2 separate regions of the Homo sapiens genome follow, and region 2 is linked to region 1. A link is a loop called in an ENCODE intact Hi-C map of the cell type or tissue named here. Cell type or tissue: heart right ventricle. All regions are shown on one strand. Links, peaks and the distances in the headings refer to the core of each region. The heading gives the core; the rest is flanking DNA.

Region 1 (5,381 bases), core at 208-5,207:
TCTCAGGGAAAATAGACACAAACACTGCACACATTCAAACAACTCTGACTTATGCTAAAAACAGAATTACCTTCAGAAAGCACTTGTTAGTGTTCAACATTGCACAGAATGAAACAAACAAACCAGGTTCTAAATACAACTATGGACAAAATGATGACTCTCGTGCTAAAGGTTATCATTATTACCAATGAAAAGGATTAAATTACATTTCATTTACAATTCCAAAATTTAAGGTTGTTTTCTACAAAACCAAACTTTGAAATACCAGTTTAAAATATTTTGATAGTTACCCCTAAAATCATATGGCAGATAATTCTACTACATCTTGGTACATAAAGATAAATTAGAACCGATTTGGGGAACTTCTAGATTACTATTTCAAGGCACAAGTAAGCAGGCAAGTTTAGAAACGAAAAAAAACAGTTACTAATACATCTCTCTCTATGGCTATACCTCACTGCTGGCCTGATGTGGTTTGGCTGTGTCCCCACCCAAGTCTCATCTTTGAACTGTAGCTCCCACAATTCCCACGTGTCATGGGATGAACCTGGTAGGAGGTAACTGAATTATGGGGGCTGGTCTTTTCCGTGCTGTTCTCATGATAGTCAGTAAGTTTCATGAGATCTGATAGTTTTAAAAATGGGAGTTTCCCTGCCAAGCTGTCTCTCTTTGCCTGCTGCCATCCAGGTACGATGTGATTTGCTCCTCCTTGCCTTCTGCCACGATTGTGAGGCCTCCCAAGCCACGTGGAACTGTAAGTCCATTAAACCCTTTTTCTTGTATAAATTACCCAGTCTCGGGTATGTCTTTATCAGCAGTGTGAAAACGGTCTAATATGTGACCCTTTTTTAAAAAAGTGAAAAATTAGCCAGGTGCAGTGGCTCATGCCTGTAATCCCAGCACTTTGGGCAGCCGAGGCAGGCAGATCACTTGAGGCCAGTAGTTCAAGACAAGCCTGGCAAACATGGTGCAACCCCATCTCTACTAAAAATACAAAAAATTAGCCAGGCATGGTGGTGTGCACCTGTAATCCCAGCTACTCAGGAGGCTGAGGAAGGAGAATCGCTTGAACCCAGGAGGCAGAGGTTGCAGTGAACCAAGATATGCCACTGCACTCCAGCCTGGGTGACAGAGAGAGACTCCATCTCTAACAAAACAAAACAAAACAAGAATATTTCTTACCCAACTGGAAAGCACAGTGAAGGGAAGGTAGTGCTGAACTTTTTTTTTAGCAAGAGCAAAGCTGACCAAACCACAGAACACTCACCCTCCCTCCCCTCCCCACATCCCCACTTGGGGTTCCCTTGGCTTGGATCCACTCTACTCATTTCCACCCACCATTTGCAGGATGCCTCTCTACAGCCATATGGACCAAGATGATGAGTCATCTGTCATCAGAATGCCTTTTTCGACCTTTCCACATTCAATCACCTTTAGCACGCTCAACAGGCACGTCCTCCGCAGAGCATGTGCCTGTGTAACATAAGGAGTCTAAAGCTGAACATAGGAACCAGGCATCCCTCGCACTCCACACCTTGCCAAATGGATTTATTCCAGAGCTTTAAAGAAAAATCGCAACTGAAAAAGTGACCAGATGGGTTTTCAAGGAGAAAAATACTAACCAAATCACTTGGGAGGATGACGTACTTCACTAAAACAGGCCTATGATGTCAAAGAACTTCAGTTATTCAACCCTGAGAGGAAGTCATGGCAAAAGCAAGCACTGAAAAGATAGAGAAAACATTCCATAACTGAAACTGACTTTTATTCTGCCTGGCTAAATACTTTTAGAGCTATTTTTGAAGTGAACACTTCAAATAGTCACCCCCACCCAAAAAACTTCAGGACCTGTACACTAGTCACAAAATAATGACAAACACTCATACAGCACTTATATAAGGCAAGCACTCTTTTAAGCACTTTACATATATTTGCTCACTTTGCCCCTCTTTGCTAATTTGTGTTTCATGAGCAACCAGAGGCCCAGGGTCACACAGGCTGCCAGAAAGTGGCAGAGCGGGGATTCAAGTCAGGCAGTCTGGCAGCACCCGGGTCCATGCTCTCAATTATCACACTAACCCTCTTTCCAGGGGAGTTTAACACAGATGATCCTTTTTAAACACAGATTTTTAAGTTCCCTAAAACTATACAAATTCATTTTGCAAGATGAGAAGACTCACAATTTAAAAATGTAAACTAGAGAAATTACTGTTACGTGGTGGCAAAGTCAAAGTTTATCAGTCATGATGAATACCCAGACAAAAAGCACTGGGGGGTGCTATAGTTTGAATGTTCTCTCCAAAACTCATGTTGAAATTTAATTGCCAATTTAAAGGTATTGGGAGGTGGGGCCTTTAAGAGATGATCAGGTCATGAGAGCTCTGCCCTCATGGATGAATTAATGGGTTGGTTATCTCAGGAGTGGGCTCCTGATAAAAGCGTAAGTTTAACCCCTTATTCCCTCTCTTGTGTGAGCCTTCTCATCATGTGTTGCCTTCCAACACACAGCAAGAAGGCTCCCAACAAATGTGAGAACCATCGTCTTACTCTTCCCTGCCTCCAGAACTGTGAGAAATAAATTTATTTTCTTTATAAATTACCCAACCTGAGGTGTTCTGTTATAGCAGCACAAAACAGACTAAGACAAAAAATGGATACCAAGGAGTGGGGCTGTTTCCATAACAAATACCTAAAAATGCGGTCATAGCTTTGGAACCAAGTAATGGGTAGAGGCTGAAGAATTTGGAGGAAGCGGCTAGTAACACCCTAGATTGCCATGAATGATGCATCAAGGGCAATTCTGATGAGGACTCAGAAGAAGAGGGGAGCTGTAGGGAAGGTCTGAATCTTCTTAGAAATTACTCAGTGGGCCAGGCATGGTGTGGCTCACGCCTGTAATCCCAACACTTTGGGAGGCCGAGGTGGGCGGATCATCTGAGGTCATGAGTTCAAGACCAGCCTGGCCACCATGGTGAAACCCTGTCTCTTCTAAAAATACAAAAATTAGCTGGGCATGGTGGCACATGCCTATAGTCCCAGCTACTTGGGAGGCTGAGGCAAGAGAATTGCTTGAACCTGGGAGGTGGAGGTTGCAGTGAGCTGAGATCAGGCCATGGCACTCTGGCCTGGGCGACAGAGACTTCATCTCAAAAAAAAAAAGAAATTACTCAAGTGGTCATGACTGGCATATTAGCAGCAATTGGACAGTAAAGTCCATTCTGATGAGATCTCAGACAGAAATGGAAAAGAACATATTAGAAACTGGAGTAAAGGTTATTCTTGTTATACGGTTACAAAGACCTTGACAAATTTTGTCTGTGCCCTAGGGCTTTATGGACTGCAAAACTTAAGAGCAATGAACTAGGATATGTGGTGGAAGAAGTATCTTAAGCAGTAAAGCTTTCAAGCTGCTGTGTGGTTACTTTTAATTGCATAAAATGCAATGTGAGAGCAAAGAGACAATCAAATACAGTTGACCATTGAAGATACGGGTTTGAACTCTGAGGGCACACTTTATACAAACATTTTTTTCTTTTCTTTTGAAACAGGGTCTCACTCTGTCATCCAGGCTGGAGTGCAATGGTGTGATCATGCCTCACTGCTGCCTCAACCTCTCAGGCTAAAGTGATCCTCTCACCTCAGCTCCCAAGTAGCTGGGATTATAGGCACATGCCACCACACCCGGCTAATTTTTGTCGAGATGAGGTTTTGCAATGTTGCCCACGCTGGTCTCCTGGCCTCAAGTGATCTGCCCACCTCAGCTTCCCAAAGTGTTGGGATTACAGGTGTGAGCCACAACATGGGCCAAGGATTTTTTCAATAAATACAGTCGGGCCTCCATATCACTGGGTTCCACATTCGCAACCAAATGCATACAGTATTTGCAGGATGCAAAACCCTTGCACATGGAGGACTGACTTTTCATACCCATGGGTTCCACAGGGCCGACCGTGGGGCTTGAGTAAGCATGGATTTTGGTATGAGGGAGTGGTCCTGGAACCAATCCCTTCCCACACCCCTTACTGTCAGCAGATACTGAGGGATAACCATATAGTTAAAAGAGAAGCAAAACAGAAGAATTTGGAAAATTCTCGGCATGGCCATGTAAAGAGTGGAAAAGCATGTTCCAGAGGGAATATTAAGTGTGTGGTCAAACAACCTATTGCTAAAGAGATTAGCATGGCTAGAAGGAAGCCAGGTGCTATCAATCAAGACAATGGACAACAGACCTAAAAGGCATTTCGGAGATCTTCCAGACTGCCCCTCCCATCACAGACCCAGAGATCTAGGAGGGTAGAATGGTTTCAGAAGATGGATAGCATTCCTTGGCCTCCTCAACCATAACTCAAACAGCTTCAGGCGTGGCTCCACCTGCTCAGAAAGGGATAAGCCTTGGTGGCATCTCACAGAATGCAAGACCTACAGAGCATGGCTTCCTCCACCTAGATTTCAATGAATGCCCCTGGTAGGCCCAGGCAGAAATCTATTGCAGAACAGAGCCACTGCAGACAGCCCCCATTAGGACAATGCCCAGTGGAACTGTAGGGTCAAGGCTGCCCCAGAGTCCCCACTAGGGCAATGCCTAATGGAGCCATGGGAGTGGGCCACTGTCAACACCCCAGAACTGTAAATCCACCAGTATACAACTCCAACCCATGAGAGCTGCTGAGTGGATTGAACCCAGCAAAGCCACAGAGGGTGGGGCTTCTGAGGCCCTGGAAGCCCAACTCCCATCCCAGTGTGCCCAGGAGGCAGAATATGGAGTCCACAGAGATTATTCCCCATCTTTAAGACTTAATGTCTCCCCTGTTGGATTTTGGACTTATCGGTGACCACCTGCCCCTTTCTTCTTGCCTATTTCTTCCTTTGGAATGGGAATGTCCATCATACACCTTCCTACCATAGCATTTTGGAAGTAGATGACTTGCTTTGATTTCACAGGCTCACAGCTGAAGGGAATTTGTCTCAGGATGAATTGTACTTTATAAGTCTCACCCATGTCTGATTTAGCTTGGACTTTTGAGTTGATGCTAAGTTAAGACTTTGGGGGCTAATAGGATAGAATGAATATATTTTGCATGTGAGAAGGACACGAGTTGTTTTGGAGGGGGAGGTGGGTAGGGGCAGAATGCTAAGGTTTGAATGTCCCCTCCAAAACTCATGTTGAAATTTAATTGGCAATGAAATGTTATGGGAGATGGAGCCTTTAAGAGGTAATTAGGTCACAAAGGCTCTGCCCTCATGAATGAGTTAATGCTCTTATCACAGAAGTGGGTTCTAGATAAAACAATAGGCTCCTGATAAAAGGATAAGTTCGGCTCCCATTCCCTCTCAGAGGCATGCACTTCTTCCCCATTTGATGCCTTCTGCCATGGGATGAT
Region 2 (5,381 bases), core at 213-5,212, 52 kb after region 1:
GATATGATGGCTTAGCTTGGGCTAGAGGCCTGACACACAGAATCTGATTCAGTGGATTGAAGGTGGGCATTTCCATCAAGTTCCCAGGTGATGCTGAGGTTGCTGATCTGGAGACCACACCTTGAAAACCACTGCCATAGTGAACAGAGCATTGAGACACAAGATGTGTGGTGTCCTGATTCCTCTGCCAATGTATGACCTTTGGCCCTTAACCTCTACTTTGTAAAATGAGGAGGTTGGATTTAGTACATCCTGAAGATTCCTTCATATCTATTAAGAATTGACTGTAACTTTCCACAGGAAATATGGCTTTTAGCCCGCACAGACTAGCTATCCTATAGCCCTACCTTACCCTACCACCTAGTTCTTTTGTCTACTTTTGAAATGTCTTTACCAACATTACCTTATAGTGTCATGGAACAGTGCTAGCCACCCACATGATTCTAGGACTTTATGCTTTTAGGAGTATAAATTATTAAACAAAGAGTTGTGACACACATTAGAGAAACCAAGATTGGAACCTCGCATTTCACAAAAGAGCCCTCAATGGACCATCCCAGTGCATGGCCATCTCATGGTCCCTCAGCTCAGCTGCTGCTGACTTGGAAGTGAAGCAGAAGATGAAGAAACAGACTTTGGAGTCCAACACACCTGAGATCAAATTGCAACAGCACCATTCACTAACTGCAAATTTCATGATCTCTGTGAGCCTTAGTTTATCTGTAAAAGGAAAATAATACCTCAGAGTCTTGTGGTGAAGCTTAAATGGAGATCATGTATATAAAGGACTCAGTACAGGGCTGGGCATACAATAAGTATTCAGTCGTAAACATCATCATCACCAGTATTAATCATGGGTCAATTATTTAGCCTCTCTAAACCCAGTTCCTGAATGGTGAGAAATAAATGAGATAATACAACAAAGCACCTAGTCAGTTCCCTGGCACTTTTTTTTTTTTTTTTTTTTTGAGATGGAGTCTTGCTCTGTCGCCCAGGCTGGAATACAGTGGCACGATCTCAGCTCACTGCAAGCTCCGCCTCCTGGGTTCACGCCATTCTCCTGCCTCAGCCTCTTGAGTAGCTGGGACTACAGGCACCTGCCACCACGCCTGGCTAATCTTTTGTATTTTTTTAGTAGAGACGGGGTTTCACCGTGTTAGCCAGGATGGTCTCGATCTCCTGACCTTGTGATCCGCCCGCCTCGGCCTCCCAAAGTGCTGGGATTACAGGTGTGAGCCACCGTGCCCAGCCTAATGATAGCCATTCTTATCATATACATACACTCAGGTAATTAACTTCTTCCTATTTCCTTTGTCTAGGGTTTTTAACCCATTTGTAATACTTATCACAGTCTTTGAGTTATTACACAACTATTTATGTTTTTGTCTCCCCTCTAACACTATAAAGTCTGAGGTTTCTGTACTCAAACATATACCCTTTGTAATAATCTGTTAATGTTGGCAAGTCTCTATCCCTCATAACACACTCAGTACCATGCAGCATTGCCTGCCTGGGACGATAGTACAAAGGGAGCCGGACCTCAAATCAGATTTCCTCATTCTGAGCACAGTGCTCTTGTTCCTCTAAACTTCAATTATTTCCACACTATTTTTACAGTTTTGCCATAACATTGTACCACCTTGGCTGTTATTTGCTTATCATGTTTTTTTAATTTTTTTTATATTGACTGAGTTTGTTTAAATAATTGATCTGAGGCTGAGTGCAGTGGCTCATTCCTGTAATCTCAGCGCTTTGAGAGGCCAAGGCGGATGGAGGTCCGGAGTTTAAAACCAGCTTGGCCAACATGGTGAAACCCCATCTCTATTAAAAATACAAAAATTAGCTGGGCGTTGTGGCGCAAGCCTGTAATCCCAGCTACTCAGGAGGCTGAGGCAGGAGAATCCCTTGAACCCAAGAGGCGGAGGTTGCAGTGAGCCAAGATCGCGCCACTGCACTCTAGCCTGGGTGGCAAAGTGAGACTCTGTCTCAAAAATAAATAAATAAATAAATAAATAAATAAATAAATAAATAAATTTGAAAAAGAAATTTTATATAATAATAACTCACTAACCATAAGTAAAAGGATACACTGAAATAAATACAAGAAAAATCAAATAAGATACCAAATACCAGCTGGAATCTACCACCTGTTGATTTTCTGAGCTTAATCTTTGTCTAAATAAAAAAAAAACAAAAACAAAAAACAAAAAACAAAAAAAACAGAGCCAAGCAGGGTGGGATGAGGGTCGGAGAGTTTGTTTACCAAGTGTTAAAAGGTGTTTAAGACATACAGCATCTACATGAGACTCTGCTTAACTGAAATCACATGGCTGAAAATAAGACAGGGAGTACTTTCTAATATTCAGTTTAATTTTTTTTATATATGGAGTCTTGCTCTGTCACTCAGGCTGGAGTGCAGTGGGGTGATTTTGGCTCACTGCAGCATCTGCCTCCCAGGCTCAGGCAATCCTCCCACCTCAGCCTCTCGAGTACCTGGGACTACAGGCGTGTGCCACCACACCCAGCAATTTTTTTTTATTTTTTATTTTTTGTATTTTTAGTAGAGACGGGGGTCTTGCCATGTTGCCCAGGCTGGCCTGGAACTCCTGAGTGCAAGCTACTCCACCCGCCTGGGACTCCCAAAGGGCTGTGATTAGAGGTGTGAGCCACCATGCTGGGCCTCAGACCACGTACCACTTTGAATAATTTCTAGTACCACATCAAACTATCTCCTCCACTATCGGTAATACATTGCACATAATCTAATGTACCTCGAAGTATACCTTTGAAACTTAATTTAATATGACTCACCAGATTTTTGTAATGCTATGATTAAAAATATCACCCGAACCACAGTTCACAGGCACGACACTGACCTCACCTCTAAATTCAAACCCCCATTGTTCCAGCTACCACATCTCTCCATCATTGTCATGTATCACAATTTCATGTTTATTTCTGTTGTATTTGATGAAGACTGTATGCTCCTTTAACATAGTGGCTTCATCTTTTTTACCATGGTTTCCACGCAGCTTAGTAAAAATGCAGCACATGGTGAATATTAAGCAAACATTGTTAAAAGACGGACTGCTGCATGAATGAGTGGATAGAGTTATGTCTCTCTTTGTCTTCTGTGAAGCATCTCTGGAAAGACAACAGAAAGGCTAGTGGCTTATATGTGCAAAGATTCAGAAAAGAAAATAATGGGAAGGAGTAATAAGATACCTGTCCCAGCATGTGCTGTTCCTTTCTCTCTGTAGGCACTCAATAAATACTCAAAAAGCCAAAAGATTTTGCTGAAAGAAGAATAAATGGTGTATAAAGGACTAACATGGTATTATGTGTGACCTCATACATTCTTACAAGTGAAAGAATCATCTTAGCCCCAATTTTACCAGCCCACATGGTTATTAACCTGTAACATCTTAACAGGGTTTGAAAAGGCAGCAGCACTTATTTTACAGCCCTGCCCTCTCAGATAAAAAGAAAAGAAAAAAGCTCCCAAGCTGTTAACAAAAGAAAACTAGAAGGAAAGAAATCAACATTCTTCTAAGTTTACCTGGTATGGCCCACTATTCTCCATGAGCAACAGACTACAGATCATTCCTAGAATAACAGCATATGATAGAGGCAGGCTCTCAGGAAGATGTGGAACTCCCACCCTTGGTCTTTTCACCTTGAAACACTAGAAAGCAGTTTAACAATCTCTTATGTTCTTCCCTCAAACATAATGATATAATGATGATGTCTTGCTCAAAACTTTGCTCCAATTTGTACGTCTGGTAGTGGGGATGGACAGGACTGTGTCATTCACATTCTTCACTCCACGTTCCCAACCACAATCAATAGGAGAATTCCTTCTAGAAGCTGCCTTGGGATTTGTAGGCATGCCTGGAGATCAGATGTGTTTGGGCGTGTCTTTCCTCTGTGCAAAGTTAACTGCCAGAGGAAGTACAGCTTTCTTCCTGCTCCAGCTGGATGAAGGGGCTGAAACTGAATACTAAGTTTATTCTGTCCAAGCGTAGCTCCTCAAGGCTGGGTAAGGAAAGGGGATCCCACTTAGGAGAGACTTCTAAGTTTGGGCTTCTGTTAAGAGCAGAAGATGATAATTAGTGTGTATTGAGTAATTACTATGTGCCGGGGAATCTCTAAGATATAGGTAGATAAATAGAGATATAATAATTTTAAAGGAAAAAAAATTTTTTTTTGAGATGGAGTCTTACTCTGTTGCCCAGGCTGGAATGCAGTGGCGCGATCTCGACTCACTGCAACCTCTGCCTCCCAGGTTGAAGCAATTCTCCTGTCTCAGTCTCCCAAGTAGCTGGGAATACAGGCGCCTGCCACCACACCTGGCCAATTTTTGTATTTTTATTTTTTATTTTATTTATTTACTTATATTTGAGACACAGCCTTGCTCTGTCGCCCCATCTGGAGTACAGTGGTGCGATCTCAGCTCACTGCAACCTCCGCCTCCTGGATTCAAGCAATTCTCCTGTCTCAGCCTCCCAAGTAGCTGGGATTACAGGCGGCTGCCATCACGCCTGGCTAATTTTTTGTATCTTTTTTAGAGATGGGGTTTCACCATGTTGGCCAGACTGGTCTCGAATTCCTGACCTCAAATGATCCACCTGCCTCTGCCTCCCAAAGTGCAGGGATTACAGGCGTGAGTCACCGTGCCGGGCCTAATTTTTGTATTTTTAGTAGAGATGGGTGAAGGGGTGGGTTGCCCCTCCACACCTGTGGGTGTTTCTTGTTAGGTGGAACGAGAGACTTTGGAAAAGAAAAAGACACAGAGACAAAGTATAGAGAAAGAAATAAGGGGGCCCAGGGTACCAGCGTTCAGCATACGGAGGATCCCGCCAGCCTCTGAGTTCCCTTAGTATTTATTGATCATTCTTGGGTGTTTCTCGGAGAGGGGGATGTGGCAGGGTCATAGGATAATAGTGGAGAGAAGGTCAGCAGATAAACGTGAACAAGGGTCTCTGCATCATAGACAAGGTAAAGAATTAAGTGCTGTGCTTTAGATATGCATACACATAAACATCTCAATGCCTTACAGAGCAGTGTTGTTGCCCGCATGTCCCACCTCCAGCCCTAAGGTGGTTTTCCCCTATCTCAGTAGATGGAACATACAATCGGGTTTTATACCGAGACATTCCATTGCCCAGGGACGGGCAGGAGACAGATGCCTTCCTCTTGTCTCAACTGCAAAGAGGCATGCCTTCCTCTTATACTAATCCTCCTCAGCACAGACCCTTTAGAGGTGTCGGGCTGGGGGATGGTCAGGTCCTTCCCTTCCCATGAGGCCATATTTCAGACTATCACATGGGGAGAAACCTTGGACAATACCTGGCTTTCCTAGGCAGAGGTCCCTGCGGCCT

Evidence for each region. A loop is a pair of places that touch in the nucleus more often than their neighbours do. Peaks named below come from ENCODE experiments on the same cell type or tissue, not always from the same donor. Only the 100,000 strongest peaks of a DNase experiment are listed, where the experiment ranks them.
Region 2: a loop joins it to region 1, with 7 times the contacts of the local background. A loop is called at or near these places in 40 of 110 quality-filtered maps.

The regions. Positions count from the first base shown.
Region 1 is chr1:65,192,251-65,197,631 of GRCh38, reverse strand. The region is part of intron 2 of AK4 (adenylate kinase 4); the gene reads right to left. Among named protein-coding and RNA genes, the nearest start is that of AK4, 47 kb to the right of the region's middle. In heart right ventricle, for the core only: a CTCF peak has its summit at 2,272; a DNase peak (open chromatin) is centred at 1,356; H3K27ac peaks cover 3,539 bases.
Region 2 is chr1:65,140,093-65,145,473 of GRCh38, reverse strand. No RefSeq gene overlaps it. Among named protein-coding and RNA genes, the nearest start is that of AK4, 5.4 kb to the left of the region's middle. RefSeq lists an enhancer at 5,145-5,381. In heart right ventricle, for the core only: no CTCF peak of the experiment used is centred there; no DNase peak of the experiment used is centred there.